5 separate regions of the Homo sapiens genome follow, and regions 1, 2, 4 and 5 are each linked to region 3. Evidence: read pairs that join two places in POLR2A ChIA-PET (ENCODE). Cell type or tissue: HepG2. All regions are shown on one strand. Links, peaks and the distances in the headings refer to the core of each region. The heading gives the core; the rest is flanking DNA. Region 1 has its middle 11 kb from the start of LINC00316. Region 2 holds the start of COL18A1-AS2 (COL18A1 antisense RNA 2). Region 3 overlaps COL18A1 (collagen type XVIII alpha 1 chain). Region 4 has its middle 21 kb from the start of LINC00205. Region 5 overlaps SLC19A1 (solute carrier family 19 member 1).

Region 1 (4,480 bases), core at 370-4,369, 140 kb after region 3:
GGGCTGGTTTCCAGTCTCTAAAACACCTGGGACTCCAGATGGTCTCCTCTTACAGCATGGGTGGACACTAAGGGGGTTGTGGGAGGCTTGAGAGATGCAGAGGAGAGAGCCTGCCAGACCCAGAATCCCCACTGTGTCTCCTCCTCGGTGTCAGAGGATCAGCTGTGTGCGTACACAGACATATATGCACAGACACACGGATGCACAGACACACAGACGCACAGACACATGGATGCACAGACACAGTGACAGACACACAAGCACACAGACACATTGACACACATACACAGACATAGAGATGCACAACACACAGATACAGACACACTGACACACACACACATATGCAGAGACACACGGATGCACAGACACACGGACGCACAGTGACAGACACCCAAGCACACAGACACAGACACAGACACACAGATGCACCAACACACAGATACAGACACACTGAGACACACACACAGACACACTGACACACACAGACACACAGATGCACAGACACACAGACACACACACACAGTGACAGACACACACACAGGCACACAGACACAGACACACACAGACACAGAGATGCACCGACACACAGATACAGACACACAGACTCACAGACACAGACACACTGACACAGATGCACAGACGCACACACACAAATACCACACATGGGCACACACACGGCCCTGAAATTTAGGGAATTCTAAGAAAGATTTTTAAATGTTTATTTTATTATTTTCTTTTTTCAAATAGATTTTTGTTCATGTAAAACCTGGAAATGGCTTTAAAGCGATTTGGGTTTTATAAATAATCCTCACTGTAAATAGTGCAAGGACAACATGAAACGTTTCCAGGAGGCAGCAGCCCCTGCCCCGGCCCTCCCCCTGCCCGCTCTCAGCCCCTTCCCCCTGCCTGCTCTCAGCCCCTTCCCCCTGCCCTCCCACTGCCTGCTCTCAGCCCCTGCTCCAGCCCTGCCTCTGCCCGCTCTCAGCCCCCTCCCCCTGCCCTCCCCCTGCCCCTCTCTGGATAGTTGGCCCCCGAGGGTGGGTGCCTGGCCTGCCAGCGCTTCCTCCTTCACTTAGGTCCCTCCTGATGTCCTGTGGGGGCCACCCCCCACCCTATCCGCCACGTGTGTCCCCTCCCTCACTGCCCACTCTTGGCTAAAACCACAGTCACTGCTTGTCATGGCTGGGCCTTGTACACACAGCATTCCCCTAATCTTCCAGCCCGACGCTGCTCTCTGGAGGCTCAGCCTCCTCCTTCCAGGACACGACCCCCGCCCTCTGCCACACTCCACAGCGTGCTGAGAGGGCCAGACCCATTCCCCATGTCTTCCCACGGGGCAACCCCTTGGTGGGCTGTGGGCCTCCCATTCTGGGTGGTCCTGGCCCTGCCCTTAGCCAGCCTGGCCTCCCTGGGCCACCCTCTGCTGAGCGGCTGCCCCCGCCAAGGCTGAAGCTGACCCCGGCCTGACCTTCTGCCTTCGGAGCTGGTCCCGCTGGCTCACGGGGTATGGCCCACGGGGACAGTGGGAACCGGGGGTCTCAGCATTCCTTCCAAAGATGCACAGCCCAGAGTAGAATGAGGTGCTCCTCTCCAGGGCAAAATTAAAGCAGGGAGCAGGGGGGTGTTCCAAAAACTCACTCATCAGAAAAGCGGTATTTTAATGCAATTCTTTTTAAAACCAGGAGTAACGCAAAAAATATCGATGACAAAAAGTCAAAATAAAAAAGGACATTCTTCTTTTCAAAAGAAGTCTTGTTTCTTTCCAGTTCATTTTCCAAAAGTCTGAGGTGGTTCGGGGCTGCCCTGGGTCCCTTCCCGTCCTCTGCCCCCGTGCGGGGCTGTGCCGTGGACGGAAGCCTCTCGCCAACGCCCAGCGGCTCCATCCCGAAGGCCCGTGAGGCTCCTGGAGCGGCTCCACCTCCCCTCCCCTTTCCCACAACCCCTCCCTCCCCATCTTGAGACCCTCCACCCTAGCAGAGGCCTCACCTCGGAGCTCCTGACCTGATGGGAGTCCACCCTCTCCCCCGCCTTGGCCAGCACCCCCTGCCCAGTTTCACCCAAAGTTCCCACTCCGCCCCGTGCGAGTCCTTTCCCCTGGGGCTGAGACAGAGGACACCAGGCAGTGTTTGAGGAGCCCCCTTCTGTGGATACCTCCCAGTGGTTATGTTGGGCGAAAAGAAGGAAAAGGGTTGGGAAGAAGCCAGTCAGCTGTCCAGTGCCCTGAGGCCTGACCCCCTCCATCCTCAGGCCCTGAGTCCTGACTGCCTCCACCCTGAGGCCCTGAGTCCTGACCATCCTCCACCCTGAGGCCCTGAGTCCTGACCATCCTCCACCCTGAGGCCCTGAGCCCTGACCCCCCTTCACCCTGAGGCCCTGGGCCCTGACCACCCACCCTGAGGCCCTGAGTCCTGACCATCCTCCACCCTGAGGCCCTGGGCCCTGACCCCCCTCCACTCTGAGGCCCTGGTCCCCGGCCTGGCTGGGCCCCCGAGCAGTGAGCAGGGCAGCAGGGCGGAGTGAGCAGGTTCCCCCAGGTGACCATCAGGTGACGCCTGGTCCTGGGCACCCTGCACCCTCTGTGCTTGGCCAGTGGTCCCTCCACTCAGCTCTCCCAGGGGCCCGGGCTGACCCTGGCTGCCCTAACCATGTCGGTGTATGGTGCCCGAGGGCTCAGGCCAGACAAGTGTCTACCAAGGGCAGCAAACGCTGGGGCACCTGGCCCGAGGCCACAGGAATAAGCAGCCTCCCGCAGAGCCTGGCATGTTGGGGGTTGAGTGCTCTCATCTCCCTGTTTAATGATTTCCTCAGCAAACACATCCTCGGGATTGCTCAAGGCTGAGGTCACTGTTCAGCTCAGCTTCCCGGGAGCCTGTGAAGACATTTGCAAAAGGGTCCACTGAAAACAGCACGGGCTGGGCTGCCAGCAACCCGGTGGGTGGGAGGGCAACCTCCAAAAAACCCTCCGGTCAGAAAACAAAATGGCAAAAAGACGTCTCCTCTGGGGGCCCGGTCCATAACAGATGCGCCTTTGAAATCCTGGGCCAGGCGTCTGTCCAGAGCAGTGAATTCTCCAAGGGAAGGCGGGGTTAGGATGCTGCACCCATCCCTGGTGGAATTCCAGGTGGAGCTGGGAAGAGCATTGCTCCCACCCACAAGAAAAAAGCTACAACTGCATGTCAACAGCGCGTGATCCGTCCAGGAGCCCGGAACCAACCTGGAAGAGGCGGGTTCCTCTGCGGGTGGGACCCTGGGCAGGTGCCCGGCCAGATCACCGTGTCAGCTGGTGAGAAGTGTGAGCTGGGGATAGTCAGCAGACTGCGGCCTGGGATGGCTGCTGGGCGGGGTGGAGATCGTGAATCTCCACCAAAGGGGGACCTGCTCACTCTGCCCTGCTCATCTGGCCCCAGAGGGACCGGGCTCTTCCCACAGTACTGGCTGAGGGAGGGGCACCCTCCGGGGCCACGGAGCCCAGGGAGGCCCGGGATGCCAGGACGTGGAGACGTGTGCTGTGAGCAGCGCACCTGGAGGAGGGGCCGGAGAACGCGGAGCACACCTGAGCCCAGGCCCACGGTGGAGGATGTCCCTCTGGGCTCTGCAGTGGGCAAGGCCAGGAGAGCTGGGAGGGACAGGTCTCTCTCTCTCCACCCCCTCAGGAGGTGAAGCCCCAGGGCCAGGCAGAGACAAGCACAAGTGCGGCTGGAGCAGCCTGAGGGTCGCCGTGGCCACAGCAGACATCAAACCAGGGGACTCCTGCAGGGCTGGGCTCAGCCCCATGGTAAAGGCAGGCAGAGGATGGGGGCTGTTAGGGGCTGAGCGGTGTCCCCCAAATCCATGCATCAAAGCCCTAACAGCCAGGACCCCAGAAGGTGACTGTATTTGGAGACAGCTTTTAAAGAGGTGATTAAGGTAAAATTCAGTCCTTAGGGCAGGCCCTGATCCAGTCTGCCTGGGGTCCTTATAAGGGGAGGGAGGACACAGACACACGGAGGGGTGGCCCTGCGAGGACCCAGGGAGGAGACGCCGCCCACAAGCCAAGGAGAGGCTGCGGGAGGAACCGGGCCTGCCACACGGGGACCTGGGACGTCCAGCCTCCAGGACGCAGAGAAACAACGGTCTGCTGAGGAAGCCGCCCGGCATGCAGCATTTGTGCTGGCAGCCCTGAGAAAACTTGAATAGGATGCTCCGCTGCTGGCATGAGAGCTGTTTTCCTGCAAGGCTGGGCAACTCCTCCACCGCTGGCGGGTGGAAAATGGGGCGGCCGCCACGTGCCTGGTTTATCCCAGAGAGGTGAGGACCTGGGTACGCGCAAGCACACAAGCCTGTGTGGCAGTGTCCACTGTGGCAATGCCAGGACAATGATGGCTGGAAAGGACCCGAAGTGCCGCCCTGGTAATGGGGTGACAGACGGGAACATCTGAGGCAGGAGGCGGTGCTCAGATACTGGACCACATTGAGGCCTAGCTAACACAGGGCAGGGGCA
Region 2 (4,480 bases), core at 375-4,374, 59 kb after region 3:
CTGGCCTCAGAGGGCTGTCAGCAGGACACACCCCAGGAAGCCGATGTGTGATGTCCCATCCTTCCTGTATGGCCCCATGACGCTCCACCATCCCCAGGCACAGATTAGAGACCAAGACACGGAGAGGGTGAGCAGCCTGCCCGTGGCCACACACACTCAGGGTCACAGCCTGAGCTCTCAGCCATCACACTAGGCGGCATCCCACCCATGAGGGCAAAGAGGACCATAGATGACGGCCAGGCTTCCTGACAGTTTAGCCACTACTGTGAGAAGCATCTCTAATTCCATATCCACAAAGGCAGAGTCAAGACGCTAACAGCTGACAGGTGCCACGTGGCCTCCCCACAGGCACTGAGGCCTCAAGCACCTTCACTTGCAGGACCCTCACGGCCCCTCAGCAGACCTGCACCACAGATGAGCAAAGTGGCAGGGCCAGCTCCATTGTCTGTGTGCCTGGGCCGCAGGCCCCTGAGCTCTGCTGGCCACTCCAGGGTGCCATCTCTAAAGGGACCAGAAAAATGAGGAAAAACAACTCCACACATTAAGAAATATACCCCATGGCTGGGCACAGTGGCACACGCCTGGAATCCCAGCACTTTGGGAGGCCGAGGCAGGTGGACCACCTGAGGTCAGGAGTTTGAGACCAGCCTGGCCAACATGGCAAAACCCCGTCTCTACTTTAAAAAAAAAAAAAAAATTAGCCAGGCGTGGTGGCCCACACCTGTAGTCCCAGCTACTCAGGAGGCTGAGGCAGGAGAATCGCTTGAGCCCGGAAGATGGAGGTTGCAGGGCGCCAAGATCACGCCACTGCACTCCAGCCTGGGCAACAGAGCCAGACTCCATCTCGAAAAAAAAAAAAAAAAGAAATATACCCCCAGTTAAAGAAATATCATACCCCCAGTTAAAGGCTGACCATAAACAATAAAAGTACGCAAAATAGGACATCCAGAGCTGAAAGCATCAACAGACAAAAAGCTACGGGGAAAGAGAATGCACCTGCAGGGCAGTGGGCACGAGCCACAAACCCGGCATTCCCAGAGAAGCACGACGGCCCCTTAGTGCGTGAAAAAGTTCACCCACACGGTGAACGCCACGTTCCCAGAGAAACACGACGGCCCCTTAGTGGATGAAAATGTTTGCCCGCATGGCAATGGGGACTCACAAAACAGAACTCTGAGATGATATTTTCCATCAACCAAATTAGCAAGGTTTTTAAAAGACAGGATCCAGCCTGGCCGTTTGGGCCGCAGAGCTGTGTGTAAATGAACGTCGCCCATCAGAAGCGAGGCCCTCCCCTCTCCTGCAGGTCCCTGACCACAGCCTGCCCCCCCCCCACCCCCCGCCATCAGCCCTGACTCTGGCTGGGGTGACACCCAAGATAAGAGCTGTGAGAAGACGAAGCCCTCGCCTGTGTCAGCGATAAGGGTGCACTGTTCCCTATGACTGCTCACTCACAGCGCCGGGCCCTCCAGAGCCTGTGTCAGCGATAAGGGCACGCTGTTCCCTGTGACTGCTCGTTCACAGCGCCGGGCCCTCCAGACTGTGGGCGTCTGAGGCTTACTCCGGGCCCTTCAGACTGTGGGTGTCCGAGGCTCATTGTGGTGTTTCCTTCTCTTCTCGGGCAGGCACGGCCTCTCGCACACAGAAGGTGCTCAAAAATGCACACAGGAAAAAGGAATCAAAGGCCGGGTGGACCAAGAACAGTGGCTGGGCTATCCCCAAGCAGCTGGCGGGGGCCTCGCCACCCATCAGCCCACAGCCCTGGGCTCTGAGGTTCTCCACTAATGCCAGCCCCCAATCCTGCTGGCCTCTTTAGCCCCAGCATGGAAGAGGTCACAGACACTGGCTCCATGGGGTCACCTGGCATCGGGGAAGGCAGAGCCACTGCAGACGATGTCCTGCCCCTGGATAACACCCTGCACTGGCAGCTGCAGGGCTGGGACTTCGCCACAGGCCCACGGAGTTCCTGGGACACTACCCCTGTCTCTCCCATGCCCCTCCCTGCCACAGGGAGAGGCCAGATGTCCCGCCCAGCTGCAGCGTCCACCTGAATTGAGTGATTCCTCCCAAAACAAAGTCTCCTGTTGTCTAAGTTGAAACATGGAAGGAAGGTCTCTCTCGGTTCCTGAGGCCATAGGGTGTGTGGACTCGGGCCTGCCCAGGTGTGTCCAGACGAGGCCTCCAGAGCAGCCGAATCAGAGGCTCTTCCTGAGCCCTCATGCTCCAGGACCGGAGATGCCAGACGGCGTGAAGCCGCCACCAAGATGGGCTGCCGGCCCAGGAGCTATGTCCAGCCTGGCTTTCCCATCAGCTCACGTCACCCCAAAACAGACAGTGCCTCTCCTGCCCCCAGGAGCAGCTGTGCTGGCAGGTTCTCTGCAGACAGAGGAGTCCGAGCTGCTGAAACTTGACCCTGTCTCACAATCTCTAAGCACAGATTCCAGAGAGGCCTAACTGCGGCAAATGTTGAAGCTGCTCAACGGAACGGTGGGGAAATACAAAAGCATGGACTTCAGACCAAAAATAAATGAGCAAACGAACAAACGGCTGCGGGGGTGGGTGCGAGTTCCGCCACCGTAACCAATCACGCTCCCTCCTCCTGCCGTTCCCACTGGCCTTCCTCCCTGTGGCTCTGGCCCAGTGTCTGTCTGCAGGGGTCCCCGCAGGGTCAGCCCTTGACCCCCCACCAGTGCCCGGCCCCAGCACCAGCGTGTGCCCACTCGCAAGCCTGCTGGCCTTCTGGAAGCCGGCGTGGTGAGAGCCAAACCGCCACCCAGCCTGGTGCTGGTGCCTGCCCTGCCCATCACAAGGCTCCTGTGGGAACGAGGGGCCCACAGGGGATCAGCCCCGAGGTGGCGAGGTGACCCCATCTGCCACCATGAAATGCCAGAAAGTGCCAGAAAGATGCAGGGGCTTGAGAATAATTCCCCTTTCCACGGCTCCTGTGGAAGAAGCCAGAAAGGCCGTGCCGGGGCCTGCCCGCGCCGGAGGAGCTGCGGGGGGAAGGCGTGCTCCTGCAGGCACGGGGCACAGACACTTCCCCTGCAGCCTCCACATTTCATCTGACTCAGCGCATCCGTGATCAAAAGCTCCTCCTGACAGCCCTTCTGCAGAGGCCCAAACTCGCCATCTAAAACGTTACCGCCAGGGCCGGTAAGCACCGCTCCCTCACTCTCTGTGGCCCCGGGCAGCGCCAGGGGACAACACAGATCAGCTCCCTGCCTGGGCTGGCTGTCTCCTCACGTGACACGGGATCTGGCACAAAGATCCAGTGTGTGGTATGTGGCTTTTACACAATTGCCAGCGGCCGCTCACAGAACCCCTAGAGGAAGCAGCCACTCCCGCCCCGGGGTTAAGGAGGGGAAACTGAGGCAGCAAGGCTGGTGACAGCCACTGGCCGTGGAGCAGGGTCTGCGCTCAGGCACCAGATGGCAGGGCTTCACTTGCCTGGCACTCCGCTGCCTTGGACAGGTCCTGGCCTATGACCGCCTGGTGCAGGGCTCTGGCCTGTGACCGCCCAGTGCTGGCCCTGGCAAGGCTCCCAGCAGGCGGGTCTCAGCTGCCCAGTCATTCTGGGCAGGTGCCTGGGCCTTGAAAAGGGCCTTAGACCCCAAACTCCCAGGCCTGGGAGGCCTTGGATAAGAGGAGCACCCAAGCCCAGAGGCCACAGAACACCCCACAGTGCCCCAAACTGCTTTCAGGATCTTCATGGGCCACAGTATTTCAAAATGTACCAAATATCATCATCGTATAAGGGCGCCCAACATGCATTTTAGTTTCCCAGGATTCTGCCCCTGCCCTGCACAGCACCATACGAGGGAATATCTGTCTCAGACCCTGCGCCGTCTGCCACTGGCCAGCCGCTGAAATCTCGCTGTGGGGTTGGGCCTGGCCAGGCCTGTCGTCTTGTTCTCTGACAGGCACCCGCTAACAGACAGCCTGGAGGGTGGCAGCTCTGACTGGCCCTGGCAGGCACTGGGGTGGCCCCTTCTCTGCATGGTCCAGTGCCCCATGCCGGGGGTGGGGTGAGGGCCATGGCCAGCCCCTCCAGACACAGCCACAGCCAGCTTTGTCCCTGCCAGCCTCTGCACCTGACCCCTGAGCACTGGTGGGGAGCCAGTGCCGGCACAAAGGCCCAGTTGGCTGGCACACCCTCCTCTGCAGGCCTGGGGCTGAGAGAGGAAGAGACTTGCTGGAGGTTTCAGGTGTTGCCCCACTCCATCCCCCACAGCTGTGAGGTTCTTTGGATCCCTAGGCTTCACCTGGAGAGTTCCAGGGTGGCCTCGGGTCTCCAACATACGCTCCACAGCCAGACCCAGCCGGGTCTCCTTCCTGAGCAGAAGCAGGCACCCCTCCCCCAACACAGTGAGCGGGGGTGGGAGGGTGTTGTGGGGGCCCCTCTCTCCGAGCTGCCTGCATACTCCCTGCCCCCACACAATCAGCGGGGGCTGGGGAGGGTGTTGTGGGGGCCCCTCTCTCT
Region 3 (4,480 bases), core at 232-4,231:
CCGTGGTGGCCGCTGGCTCCGGGGGTGGGGCAGGAGGCGCTAGTGCAAAAGCCACAGGCCCATTGTAAATATTTAAGGGACTTCGGACTGAAAGTTATGAAATCCGGAGACACCTGAAACAGAGCTCACAGGAATTCTGTGAGGGAAGAGCATGTAAAATGCTTCCCGACACGCTGCAGCCTCAGCGCCCTGGAAATCAGGACACAGCTGGAAATCAGGACACAGCTGGAAATCAGGACACAGCTGGAAATGACGTTCAAGGCAACGGCAGCAGCTGGGAGGGGTGCATGATTTCCCGGGAGACGACCACTGACAAACCTGACTCAAGAAAGTGAACCTGAAAAGACCAACAACGCCCAAGGACTCTTAGGACGAGGAACACAACCAATGCTCCGGAGGGCTCTGTTGGACCCAGCTGCGGCCGGGGGTCCCAGGCACCATCTGTGGCAGCGCCAGGGTCGATGCAGTCTTGTGGAGAGGCTGAGGAGGAGGAAGCCTCGGTTTCCTCCCTGCTCCCAAAGCTCTGTGCTTGTTTCTGCCAAAAATTATGAGTCACACAACTTGAATGTTTCTTTCCCAAGTATCTCAATTCAGAAGTCTGAGAAAATCTTGTGCTGAACAAGTCTGTCTTCTTTTCTACCACACAAGCATGCTTCTCCTCTCCCCAGCTGGAATCTCATCTAAGACCCAAAGAGAAAGTTCCTGACACCTGAGGCCTGCAGGGACCTGACACAGAGATCAACCAACACAGCCCTCAGCACACGGCCCATAGCGCGCCACCCACGCCCAGCAGCACACGGCCTGCTGCACGCCACCCACGCCCAGCAGCACAAGGCCCGTAGTGCGCCACCCAGGCCCAGCAGCACACGGCCCGTAGCGCGCCACCCAGGCCCAGCAGCACAAGGCCCGTAGCGCGCCACCCACACCCAGCAGCACAAGCCCGTAGCACGCCACCCAGGCCCAGCAGCACGAAGCCTGTAGCGCGCCACCCACGCCCAGCAGCACACGGCCTGCTGCACGCCACCCACGCCCAGCAGGGCCCCAGCCCAGGGCCAGACCCAGGGCCCTCTAGCTCCCTCCTGTTCCAGCTCTCTGACCTTCCAAGGTTTCACTGGGCTGTTGTAAGTCATGGTGTCTTCTCCAGGCCAGATTTAACCACATAAACACATCAAATCCCAGCTGGGTGCAGTGGCTCACGCCTGTAATCCCAGCACTTTGAGAGGCTTAGGCGGGTGGATCACCTGAGGTCGGGAGTTCGAGACCAGCCTGACCAATATGGTGAAACCCCGTCTCTACTAAAAATACAAAAATTAGCTAGGCATGGTGGCAGGTGCCTGTAATCCCAGCTACTTGGGAGGCTGAGGCAGAAGAATCGCATGAACCTGGGAGGCAGAGGTTGCAGTGAGCCGAGATCACCCCATTGCACTCCAGCCTGAGCAACAGAGCGAGATTCCATCTAAAAAAAAAAAAACAAAAAAAAAACCCACAAAAAAACCACACATCCAATCCCAATAGTCAAAAAAAAAAAAAAAAAAAAAGACAAGGTAAAAAGGCAAATGACATGGTAGAAATAAAATCTGCAGCATGCAAAACCAAAGAGAAGTTTCTTTTAAAGATAAGGAGTTTGTATAAATCACTGAGAGTTGGGCCCATTGAAAACCACAAAGAACATAAACCGGTCAGTCACAAAGGAAGAAATACAAACAGACAATAAACAAGTGACAAAATGAAAGTCTATCTTCACAGTCCAAGAAATGCAAAATTAAACACCCAGACCCCCTCTTCCTACACACGGGACTTCGCTGATGAGGAGGCCCTCACCGCAGGGCGGTGGCCCGGCTCTCCCTAGCACCATCGGGGCACAGCTGTGCACCCACGTACCGAGCTCTCGGCACTCAGCCGCTTTTCCTAACAGTGTTAAAGATGTACGGCACTTGTGGGCCACTTTATTCCACCAAGAAACGGCTGGGGACTCACACAACAAATTGCCTCTCACTGGAGGGGGTGACTCTGACTTCTTTCCCGGTAATCATGTTTGTGATCAAGAGGAAAACAAAGAGGCCCAGTTTGGTGTCAACGTCCTAGCGGCTCCTGAGCTCTGAGGGTTAAAAGTTCCTGCCAAAGGTGAAAAGTCAGCTTTCAGAACCCCCAGACACCAGGACTTAGAACAACTTCAAACAAACAGCCCTTGTCTGGGCAATAATTAACCTTCTGTCCCCTGCGGCCCGCCAGGGCAGGGGCGTCCAGCTGCAGGCCAGCTTGAATGCTAGAATTCAGGGACTTGTGAGACAGTGCCAGCTGAGGTCACCCACGTGGCTGTTCCCAGCCAAAGGTTCCCAGAAATGCAGGGGCTTTGGACACAGACCCCACATGGGTTTAGGGATCTGTCCACCCCCCCAACCCCAAGAAATGAAGGCCCACTGGAGGGACTTCCCGGAGACTCAGGTGGAGGCGGCCACGTGCGTTCACCGCTGGGGGACTCCCACCACGTGCTCCAAAGTGGAGTCTCACAGGCGTGGGTTGCTGCACCCTTTGTTAAAGGTGCTGACCTGCAGGGCCGCCCTGAGCCCCTGGTCCCAGCGGGTGTGCAGCTACCACAGGAGAACCCTGCTGGGATCAACACCCTGCTGCCGCCAGCTTTGGATCGTTCATCGTTTTCAACAAGGACCCCAGCTTTCATTCTGCATGGGGCCACGAGGCGTGTGGCTGGGCCTGGACTCGGTCCCCACTTACCCGACCGGCCGGTCAGAGGCCGGGAGCCCCACTTCACCACAGGGCTTGGCACAGGCCTGGGGGTGTCTCTGGGTCACGGGGTCACGGCTGGGGTGGATGTCTAGTTACAAAGTCGTTCAAAGAGGGCCCTCCTGGGCTGGGCCTCGGGGTCTCAGAGAAACCATGGAAGCCCAGGGCTACCCTTCCTGGGGGCGCAGGAGCCAGAGAGCCAAGAAAGTGAATGCCACCCCAGCCAGGCCGGCCAAGAACCCGGGAGGCCTGCGCCGGAGGCCAGGGCTGAGCAGCCAAGAACCCAGGAGGCCTGCGCTGGAGGCCCGGGCTGACCACAGCTGGGGTGGGGGCTCTCCTCTTCCGGCCACAGCTCCGTCCCTGTCCCAGTGGCCACCCCCACCCCACCCCATCCCAGCTGCTCCAGTCCCCCAGCGACGGCACAGTGGGGGTTACCTGGAACTTGTCAGGGTCCGCTCCCCCCGCCTGAGCCACGAAGAGCCCGGCGCCAGGCTCCAGCTCCAGGCCCCGTGAGGACCGAGCAAGCGGCATTCTCTGGAACTCCTCACAGTCCACGTAGAGGGCCACAAAGCCACCTGCCACACTGAGGGCTAAGTGTGTCCACTGGCCGACGAAGGCGGGGAGCCGGAAGCTGGCGGCTGTGTGGGTCTGGCCTGCACCTGGTTCTGTGTAGAGCAGGGAGATGTCCTGGTGCCCGTCCTGCACCCCAGAGAGCTTCACGCCCAGCAAGACCATGGCCTGCGCCGAGTCCGTGATGGCGAACAGCACCCCTGGGCCCTCTGTGGCTGGCCGGATGTGGAACAGCAGTGAGAAGTCACGGAAGAAGAGGCTGGGGAAGTGGTACCGGGCCACTTGGCCACTGTTGGCATCTGGCCCAAAGACGTAGGCCAGCCCGACGTCGGGGTCATCCGTCTGGGTGACCTGCTGGGGCGGGGGGTCCCCAAGGAGCTGCAGCAGCCCCACCTCCTCGCTGATGCGCTCTGCAAAAAGAAAGACAGCTGGTGAGGTGGCTGTGCAGGACGGAACCAGGGGCCACCGACGCGGCCTGGAGAGGCAGCCAGGCAGGGGCAGAAAGGAGAAACTGAGTCTGGGAGGGCTCTCCACGTGCCTGGCAGCCTGCCCTGATCCCCTGGGCTCAGCCACCCAACGGCCACCCTGGTTCACTCATTCCCAAACGACAGGCAGGCTCCATGCAGAAACCTGTGTGCAGGGGACATGGTGTCTGCAGGAGACATGGTGTCTGCACGGGACATGGTGTCCACAGGCCCCCTTCCATGCTTTGAGCAGGGATGGGCACAGCAGACATGGTGTCCACAGGCTTCCCCTTCCATGCTTTGAGCATTGATGGGCAGAGCCAGTGGGGAGAAGGGACCAGGGACTGGCCGGCACCCCCGCTGGGGCAAGGAGCTGTGAGGGGCTGGGGCTGGCAGCCTTCCCGCCCGGCCCTGTGCCCTGCCCGCCCACTCTGACCCTGCTGGAGCAGCCCAGGCCGGCACCCCAGCCTGGCCTCCACTGTGAAGCCACAGTTCCACCACAGGGAAGGAGGGAGGCTGACCCCACACCCCAGTGTTCTTCGAAGCCTCGGCTACGGGGCGTCGCCCAGAGTGGCTGCCTCAGCTGGGGTTCCACGTGGCATCTGAGGACACGGTGCGGGATTTCACCCAGCGCTGTCGGTCACCGGCTCACCTGCTGGGCCAGGTGCTTCATGTGGCAAGGACAAGCTGTATCTCCCCATCCC
Region 4 (4,480 bases), core at 232-4,231, 160 kb after region 3:
GTCCCAGCTGGAGGACAGGAGAAGGTGCCACCTCTCAAGCAGTCAGGCAGAGAGATAATTCTCCCTTCCTCTACCTTTTTGTTTGTTTGTTTTGAGATGAAGTTTTGCTCTTGTCGCCCAGGCTGGAGTGCAATGGCGTGATCTCTGCTCACTACAACCTCCACCTCCCAAGTTCCAGCGATTCTCCTGCTTTAGCCTCCCAAGTAGCTGGGATTACAGGCACCTGCCACCATGTCTGGCTAACTTTTGTATTTTTAGTAGAGATGGGGTTTCACCATGTTGGTCAGGCTGGTCTCGAACACCTGACCTCAGGTGATCCGCCCGCCTCAGCCTCCCAAACTGCTGGGATTACAGGCATGAGCCACTGCTCTGTGATGGGCTGGTGGGCAAAGGCCTATCTCGCATCTTCAGGAGACTCTAAGCCTCTAAGGGTGCCTCTGAAGCCCTGGAGGAGCCTTCTCAGAGCCATCTGAGGCTTCCTAAGTCCAAGGGCCAGGGAGCTGACTCATCCCTGCTCCCTGGGAGGAGAGGCAGGTGCCAGGGGGCCAACCAACGGTGACAAGCCTCCCACAACCTCTGCCAGGTGGCGGGTCTGTCTCCCGGAACTGCAAGCCTCTGCCTCCAGAGCAGACCGGGCAGCTGGTGGACACGGACTTACCTGGGCTGACCTGGGCTGAAAGTCATCTTGGGACAGCAGAAGCGGATGAGTTTGTCTAGGCTTCCGCCCTTCTGCAGGCTCTGGGACAGGCCAGGGTGCCCAGCCATGCATCAGGGTCTATGGGTCTGCTACGGAGCAGCCCGGTTCTCCGATGTCCTCACCTGGCTTCTGGGGATTTGGTCCTTAGGGTGGCACCTAGGAAGCAGAGGCCGGGCTGAGCTCGGGCACCGCCATCCTAGAGCTGCCCCCACCTGCCCAGCTCCCCCAGAACACCCTCCCCACCCACCTCCACCTGTGGACATGCTGAGTGTGTGGGGGCTTGTATGTGTGTATATGTGTGTGCACATGTGTGGGCACATGACTGCATATGCATGTTTTGCATGTGTGTACACGTGTGGATGTGTGTGCACATGGCTGTGTGTGCATGTGTGACTGCAAGTGTGTGCACCCGTGTATGGATGTGTGTGGATGTGTGTTCATGTGTATGGATGTGTGTATGGATGTGTGTGTGCACATGGCTGTGTATGCATGTGTAATTGCATGAGTGTGCATGTGTGTGTAAGCATGTGCATGTGCACATACGTGTTCCCAGAGTGTCTCCATTACCCAGGATGGTGCCTGGAAGGGTGTGCAGTCCCATCTCTAGCCAGGGCCACCCCTTGCAGTCCAGGCCTAAGGCCAGCGTCGCTCACAGGCCCTGCCCCTTTCGTCGACAGTATCTGGGGATCCCGGGCTCTCCAGGGCGGGCAGGCTGCCTTGGGGATGAGAAGCGGCTGGTTTCCCGGGGGCAGCCCTTTGACCTTAGTTGGGTCACTGCCCCCTTCTGGGATTCCGTCTCCTCTCCCATTTAAGGACAAATAGGTCTTTCCCATGTGAGATGCGGTGCCTGGCCAGGGCAGGGATGCAGATATTGACCCTAACTTTGTTCAGAGGCTGGGCTTCCCCGGCCCTGAGCCAAGAGGAAGCCCCGTCCAGAAGCCAGGAAGCAGCAGCAGGGCCAGCCCTGGCACTGCCCAGGTCTCCCCACCTCGGCTCTGCTCAGCGCTGGCCTGGAGAAAACAGAACGGCAGCTGTCGGGGCTGGTCCACGAAGTGTTGTTGTTTTGTTTTTAATTTTCTGATCAGGGTAGAGAGAACTAAAAGTTCAGGAAAAAACAGGTATTTTTGGAAATGGTAAAAGCCGTGACTCATCACTGGTAACTCATCTTCCTACAGATAAGTCAGACGAGCTTTTCTCTGAGCAGCTGGAATGTCCCCTAGTCCTCAGTTTTGTGAAATTTGAATAAAATACGCTCCTTTGGGTCAAGGTGAGAGTCTGCATGTGTCCTGGGGCTGTGGTAACAAAGTGTCATGAGCTTGGTGCTTTCAGCATCAGAAATGTGCTCTCCAGGTCCGAGGCCGGAGTCTGAAAGGAAAGTGTCACGGGGCCACCTCCCTCCAGGGGGCGCCAGGGGCTGCCAGGCGGATCCTTCCTGCCTCCTCCAGCTCTGGGAAGCCCCGGAGTCCCTTGGCTGGATTGCGCCCTGTTCTCTTCTCTCTCCTAAGGACCCTTGAGATGTCATCTAGGTCCCCCCTCCAATAGACCAGACCCTCTCCTTGCCTCAAGAGCCTGACCTCACCTCACCCACAAGACTCCCTCTTAGACAGGGTCCCATCCACAGGCTCCAGGGGTCAAACACGATGTAGGGGCGGCTAAGCTGGAGGAGGGCCAAGGCTGCTGGGGGGCACCAGTGCCGTGGACTTCAGGAAAAGGGTCCCTTGCGGGAAGAGGGGATCAGCCGCCACCCTGCCCACGGTGCCACAGGACCCTTTCTGCCCCCCAGCGGCACGAGACAGCAGGCAGGCAGCAGTTGTCTGCAGATGGCAGCCTGGGCTCAGGAAGAACAGAGCGCCAGGCCCAGCCCAGCCTGCCAGGCACTGCCCCAGGTACTCTGGCCCCGCCGGAGGCCCCAGCCTACAACTGAACTTCGGCTCCACATTTCAGACCCACGATTTTGCAATCTCCTCCAGTGTTTATCAGAGGCTCTCCCCACTGCCCCAGCACACTGTAAACTCCCAGGGCCCACCCGGCTCTCAACTGTGGTTTTGAGGGCAGTTTCAACAATGCTCCCAGTGCGGGTTTGTGGCCAGGCAGTTCACGGAGCTCCCACCGGCTGCCATTCCTCACACACCAGGACATTCCCTCCTGCTGTGCCCAAATGCATCTTGGGTCCCACTGTGCGAGGACGAGAGTAGGGCACGGGCAGCCCGTGAGTGGGGCAGGTGAGAGATAGACCCTGAAGTCCCACTGCCCAGCAAGCCCCTGCTGTCATGAGGCCGCAGCTCTGCTGGGGCTGGCCGGCTGGGCTGTGGGCGTGAACATGTGAGTAAATGTCCTTAGGGAATGGGTTGCGTGTCTTCACTGTTCCACACAGAGCATTTCGTCTTTTTGTGCATTTCTACGTGTGCATTCCTGGTGTGTATTTGCACATCTGCCATCTGTGTGTGTTCTGGAGTGTGTCTGTACACGTATGTTCCTGGTGTATTGTTCATGCATATTCCTGGAGTGTGTCTGTGTATGTGTGTTCCCGGTGTGTATTTGCACATGCATGCATATTCCTGGAGTGTGTCTGTGCACGTGTTACTGGTGTGTATTTGCACAAGTATGCATATTCCTGGAGTGTGTCTGTGCACGTGTGTTCCCGGTGTGTATTTGCACAAGTATGCATATTCCTGGAGTGTGTCTGTGCACGTGTGTTCCCGCTGTGTATTTGCACATGCATGCATATTCCTGGAGTGTGTCTGTGCACGTGTGTTCCCGCTGTGTATTTGCACAAGTATGCATATTCCTGGAGTGTGTCTGTGCACGTGTGTTTCTGGTGTGTATTTGCACATGCGTGCATATTCCTGGAGTGTGTCTGTGCACGTGTGTTCCTGGTGTGTATTTGCACAAGTATGCATATTCCTGGAGTGTGTCTGTGCACGTGTGTTCCTGGTGTGTATTTGCACATGCGTTCATGTTCCTGGAGCATGTCTGTGCACGTGTGTCCCTGATGTGTATTTGCACGTGCACGCATGTGTGTGCTTGTGCACCCCGGCTCCGTCTTCCTCTCGTCCTCTCTGCCCGCCGCCCTCCTGGGCCAGACTCTCCTGTTCTGAGTGGAAGGCAACGAAGGCCTGGGTTGCACAGGCCCGTCTGGGGTCACAGGCATGTCAGGGCCGCCTGCTCCTAAACCTCCTGCACTGAGATGGGAATGGGAGGGGAGGCTGGCGAGGGCTCCTTCGGTTCAGACGCCTCCTCCCAAATGAACGGCAAATGTCAAATGCAGCCCTAAGGAAAATAGTTCCCACACCTAATCATGTCCGGGAGAGGTCGGTGGGGGGGCGCCGGGAGCACATGCTGGGTGGGAACAAGGGCCCTTTGTGTGCCATGGGCAGCTGTGGCCGCAGCAGCGAAGCTAAGTGGACCGGCTGTCTGGCCGCCTGGCTGCCCGGAGACAAGCGCTCTCCTTGTTGCGTCAGCGCCCGAGCCCAGCCCCTGCCTGGGCTGCGGGGGAGTCTGGGACACTGGCTGCAGGGAGGGGCACGTTCTCACTCGTGGAACATTCTCAGGCCAAGACAGTCACAAATGGGGTCACTTCTGATGGTGCTCAGCTGCCGCAGCGGCGAGCCATGAATCGCCCACGCTAGCTTTGGCTGGGGCAGAGTCCTAGGGCCTGAGTGAGAGATGAAGCAGGAGGGACAGTGGACCAGCCAGGCTCCCTGCGAGGTCCTCCCCATGTCACCTGAGGATGGGGCAGCAAGGGTGGCCTGAGGTACCCTGCAGCCTCTGTAGGCACCCCTT
Region 5 (4,480 bases), core at 348-4,347, 55 kb before region 3:
CCACTCACCTCCAGGGCCCGCCCTGCCCGGCTGCCACTCACCTCCAGGGCCCGCAGTAACTGACTGCCACTCACCTCCAGGGCCCGCCCTGCCTGGCTGCCACTCACCTCCAGGGCCCACCCTGCCCGCTGCCACTCACCTCCAGGGCCCGTCCTAACCTGCTGCCACTCACCTCCAGGGCCTGCCCTGCCTGGCTGCCTCTCACCTCCTGGGCCCACCCTGCCCGCTGCCACTCACCTCCAGGGCCTGCCCGGGCATACCCAGCTGCTATTCACCTCCAGGGCCTGCCCCGCCTCCAGGCCCCCCTCCCCCCCAATTGCCACTCACCTCCAGGGCCCTCCCGGGCATACCCAGCTGCTACTCACCTCCAGGGCCCGCTCTGCCCAGCTGCCACTCAACTCCAGGGCCTGCCCTGCCTGGCTGCTGCTCATTCACCGACTCTGTGGTTTCACTGCTCTTCTAATTTATCAAACATTTAACCGTGAAAGACTTTCATTCTAGACTTTTCTGTCTGTGCCCAGAGGTTCTCTTGATGATGATTTTCTGAATGTTTTGAGACGCCCGTGACCTGGTCTGTCCCAGAGCTCATGGGAGCCCTTCCAGGTATCTTCTCGAGTTTGTGTTTTGTGACACCCATTGTATAGGTTCAGCATCCCTAATCAAAACAGCCAGAATTCAGCTGGGCGCAGTGGCTCACACCTGTGATCCCAGCACTTTGGGAGGCTGAGGTGGGTGGATCACCTGAGGCCAGGAGCTCGAGACCAGCCTGGCCAACATGGTGAAACTCTGTCTCTACTAAAAATACAAAAATTAGCTGGGCATGATGGCGCGTGCCTGTAATCCCAGCTACTCGAAAGGCTGAGACAGGAGAATTGCTTGAACCCAGGAGGCAGAGGTTGCAGTGAGCTGAGATTGTGCCATTGCACGCCTGGGCAACAGAGCGAGACTCCATCTAAAAAAAAATAACAAAAAATCCAGAATTTGAAATACTCCAAAATCTGACAGTTTTTGAGCACCGGAAAGACAACCCGGTGGAAAATCCTGTACCTGACCTTGTTTGACGAGTCTCAGAACACGGTCAAAAGTTTCTTCATGCACAAAATTACTCCAGAACTCAGGGTGAGGCCCTGGGCAGTAGCAGGCAACCCCTTTGGCTTGCAAATGTTTGTCAGGTATTATATAAAATCACCTTCTGGCTGTGTGTGTACAGTGCATATGAGCATAAATGCATTTCGTGTTTAGACTTGGGTTCCATCCTCAAGACATCTCATTATGGACATGTGAATATTCCCAAATCCAAAACTACTGGCCCCAGGCATTTTGGATAAGGGACCCTCACTCTGTACTGAGCCAGGGGGACACGGCAGCTCCCAGAATGGCCCCTCGAGGGTGGCCTGGGTGCTGGCTCCTGCCTGGCAGGGGCGGGCATGTGTGGGAGAGATGGGGGCCTGGTGGGGGGCTTGTGCGTGCCCTGGGACCCCGTGGCTGCCGGGCGGGTCATGGGCTGGTGGGAGCCGGGCTGCAGGCTTTTCCCTGTGGCTGCTGCTTATTCTCCCAGCAGCGCCTGATCTGCCCGCTCTTCCCGTTCAGCTTTCAGATTGCATCTTCTCTGTCTAAAGAGCTCTGTGCCCTGGTCTTCGGGGTCAACACGTTCTTTGCCACCATCGTCAAGACCATCATCACTTTCATTGTCTCGGACGTGCGGGGCCTGGGCCTCCCGGTCCGCAAGCAGGTGAGCCCATTTCAGGCCTGCGTCCTCGGGGATGGAAGCTACTTGTGGGGACATTGTTGAGGCCTCCTGGTGCCCGCCTGATGTGGAGCCCACTGTGGGCTGGGGGCACAGGGTGCGGGCCTGGGGCTTCCAGTGGGACACACCAGGCCAGCGAGAGCAGGAAGTGAGAGAGACCCTAGCGGGGCTCAGTTGTTGTGGGCGGGAGCCTCCGTCAGGCCCTGGGCCTCAGTGGGAGCAGCTGAGCCTCTGCTCGCCACGGCGGAGCTGTCCTTGTCTCCGCTCTCTGCCTGTGGCTGCCGGAACTTGGTGTCCTTGAGCCCTGGCTGGAGGCCACGTGACCTTTGTCCTCTTCAGGAAGGAGAGCTGAGCAGAGCCACTCAGCAGTGTCAGTGCGCAGGCCTCTGCGGGTGCCCTCCCCTTTCCCACCTCTCGCGGGCCTCTGCTGCTTCTGAGAAGAGCTGGAAAACACACATTTAACTCCTGAGGGTCCCAGCCAAGGCCGGGTCTCCGAGTGAGCTGGAATCAGCCATGGTGGGCGTGGTGTGAGAGGTCCTTCCAGGCTCCTCAGGACTGCCCCAGCCTGCAGCTAGACAGATGCCCTTGGCGGGTGGGACAAGGGCTTTGTCCACCTGGGGCCCAGGTCTCACTGGGCAGGAGGACTGTCAGGGTTAGTCCTGATCCTCTGAGGGTGCGGAGTCTGTTCAGCTTCAGTGACTCCAGAGCTCAGGGTAAGGCCCGGGCAATAGCAGGCATCCCCTTCGGCTCACAAATGCCTGTTAGGTGAGGATGGCTGTTGCTCACTCATCGAAATGCATTCTTCAGCCCAAGAGTGTCATTAGGGCCTGTCCACGCTGGCAGGCCACGTGGCCCTGTGCCACAGAGCCCTCTGGGTACAACACCCCCGACCCAGGTGTGAACACTCAGGGCGGGTGAGTCTCCAAGGCCCAGGGGTGAACGCTTAGGGTGGGTGAGCCTCCGAGGCCCAGGTGTGAACACTCAGGGCAGGTGAGCCTCCAAGGCCCAGGCGTGAACACTCAGGGTGATGAGCCTCCAAGGCCCAGGGGTGAACGCTTAGGGCAGGTGAGTCTCCGAGGCCCAGGGGTGAACACTCAGGGCGGGTGAGCCTCCGAAGCCCAGGGGTGAACGTTCAGGGCAGGTGAGTCTCCGAGGCCCGGGGGTGAACGCTCAGGACAGGTGAGCCTCCAAGGCCCAGGGGTGAACGCTCAGGGTGGGTGAGCCTCTGAGGCCCAGGTGTGAACACTCAGGGCGGGTGAGCCTCCGAGGCCCAGGTGTGAACACTCAGGGCAGGTGAGCCTCCAAGGCCCAGGCGTGAACACTCAGGGTGATGAGCCTCCAAGGCCCAGGGGTGAACGCTTAGGGCAGGTGAGTCTCCGAGGCCCAGGGGTGAACACTCAGGGCGGGTGAGCCTCCGAAGCCCAGGGGTGAACGTTCAGGGCAGGTGAGTCTCCGAGGCCCGGGGGTGAACGCTCAGGACAGGTGAGCCTCCAAGGCCCAGGGGTGAACGCTCAGGGTGGGTGAGCCTCTGAGGCCCAGGTGTGAACACTCAGGGCGGGTGAGCCTCCGAGGCCCAGGTGTGAACACTCAGGGCAGGTGAGCCTCCAAGGCCCAGGCGTGAACACTCAGGGTGATGAGCCTCCAAGGCCCAGGGGTGAACGCTTAGGGCAGGTGAGTCTCCGAGGCCCAGGGGTGAACGCTCAGGGCGGGTGAGCCTCCGAAGCCCAGGGGTGAACGCTCAGGACAGGTGAGTCTCCAAGGCCCACGGGTGAATGTGTCCAGGCCCGGCCTGGGTGGACACAGCCTCCTGGTGGCCGGGCTGGTCTCAGGTCTGCAGAAAGGGGGCCCAGAAGGCTTCTGTTGAATGCATGGCCCCAGGGCGGGGTGCTGGCAGCAGTCCAGCTGGCTTTGGAGGGGCTCCAGCACCCGGGAGGAGGTCCTCCCCATTCTTGGAGCCCCGAGTTACCTCTGTCCCCAGACAGCAGTGGCTGCCAGCATGTATGGGCAGGGAGTGCCCGTCCCAGGGAGACCCTCAGGGCCCTGTGTGGCCCCAGCCAGGCTGGAACTGGCTTCTGACCTGCCTCTGGGTGCTGACTGCCCCTGACTACCGTTGCCGCCCCACCTCCATCCCTCTGTGACTGCCTCTTGTTCAGCCCTTGGCAGCTGGAGGGGCAGATGCCTGAGGGCTCTTTAGGGACTCTGTGCGTGTGCTCCCCTGTAGCTGCCCTGTGGAGGGGACCCCTCACGGTGGGCTTCTAAGGGCCCATGGGGGCTTGGTGCAGGGGGTGGAGCAGTTCTTCCCCAGAGAGCTGGTCACGAGGAAGCCCTTTCCCTTCCTTAGCTGGTCCTGGTCCTGGTGTGGCCGTGGAGGCTGTGGGGGAGACAGCTCTGGGGAGGTGGAGGCAGGTTCTGGCCTGTGGTTCCTGGCTGCCTCTTGTCACATAGAAAAAAAACACATGGACTTTTCTCTGGCTGGTTTGATTTCTAGGTTAAAAAGTTAACTAGTGGGGCATTTTGCTCATGGCTGGACATCCTGTTGGGTCTAGAGGAGGTGGTGCGGGCTCATCTTGCCCCCGTGCCTGTTACTGGGTGCCGAGTGTCCACTCTCTTTCCTCCAGCATGGGGAGAACAGCTGGGCCAGGAGTTCAGGCTTGGTCGGGGGTAGAGTCTGGAGACGGGAGGGAGCCGTGATGGAGCATGGGGGGACAGACAGGGCTAGAGCTTGCCTGGGTT

Evidence for each region. Peaks named below come from ENCODE experiments on the same cell type or tissue, not always from the same donor. Only the 100,000 strongest peaks of a DNase experiment are listed, where the experiment ranks them.
Region 1: POLR2A ChIA-PET joins it to region 3 with 10 read pairs; 4 of 35 experiments call an interaction of 5 or more read pairs at or near these places.
Region 2: POLR2A ChIA-PET joins it to region 3 with 12 read pairs; 3 of 35 experiments call an interaction of 5 or more read pairs at or near these places.
Region 4: POLR2A ChIA-PET joins it to region 3 with 18 read pairs; 2 of 35 experiments call an interaction of 5 or more read pairs at or near these places.
Region 5: POLR2A ChIA-PET joins it to region 3 with 65 read pairs; 2 of 35 experiments call an interaction of 5 or more read pairs at or near these places.

What each region holds. Positions count from the first base shown.
Region 1 is chr21:45,328,560-45,333,039 of GRCh38, reverse strand. No RefSeq gene overlaps it. Among named protein-coding and RNA genes, the nearest start is that of LINC00316, 11 kb to the left of the region's middle. RefSeq lists an enhancer at 2,301-3,022. In HepG2, for the core only: no CTCF peak of the experiment used is centred there; a DNase peak (open chromatin) is centred at 2,799; H3K4me3 peaks cover 1,162 bases.
Region 2 is chr21:45,408,621-45,413,100 of GRCh38, reverse strand. The region is part of intron 2 of COL18A1 (collagen type XVIII alpha 1 chain); the gene reads right to left. It overlaps COL18A1-AS2 (COL18A1 antisense RNA 2), which reads left to right and starts at 3,036. Exons shown (of 4, transcript NR_052004.1): 1 at 3,036-3,153. RefSeq lists enhancers at 3,557-4,349, 4,350-4,480. In HepG2, for the core only: no CTCF peak of the experiment used is centred there; DNase peaks (open chromatin) are centred at 2,470 and 3,240; H3K4me3 peaks cover 2,630 bases.
Region 3 is chr21:45,467,484-45,471,963 of GRCh38, reverse strand. It overlaps COL18A1 (collagen type XVIII alpha 1 chain), which reads right to left. Exons shown (of 42, transcript NM_001379500.1): 3 at 3,178-3,722. Among named protein-coding and RNA genes, the nearest start is that of MIR6815, 8.5 kb to the left of the region's middle. RefSeq lists an enhancer at 909-1,128. In HepG2, for the core only: no CTCF peak of the experiment used is centred there; a DNase peak (open chromatin) is centred at 2,123; H3K4me3 peaks cover 473 bases.
Region 4 is chr21:45,306,829-45,311,308 of GRCh38, reverse strand. No RefSeq gene overlaps it. Among named protein-coding and RNA genes, the nearest start is that of LINC00205, 21 kb to the right of the region's middle. RefSeq lists enhancers at 3,484-4,289, 4,290-4,480. In HepG2, for the core only: CTCF peaks have their summits at 2,099 (motif pointing right) and 2,497; DNase peaks (open chromatin) are centred at 2,098, 2,638 and 4,088; H3K4me3 peaks cover 1,544 bases.
Region 5 is chr21:45,523,069-45,527,548 of GRCh38, reverse strand. It overlaps SLC19A1 (solute carrier family 19 member 1), which reads left to right. Exons shown (of 6, transcript NM_194255.4): 5 at 1,591-1,732. Among named protein-coding and RNA genes, the nearest start is that of SLC19A1, 17 kb to the left of the region's middle. RefSeq lists an enhancer at 40-334. In HepG2, for the core only: no CTCF peak of the experiment used is centred there; a DNase peak (open chromatin) is centred at 2,068.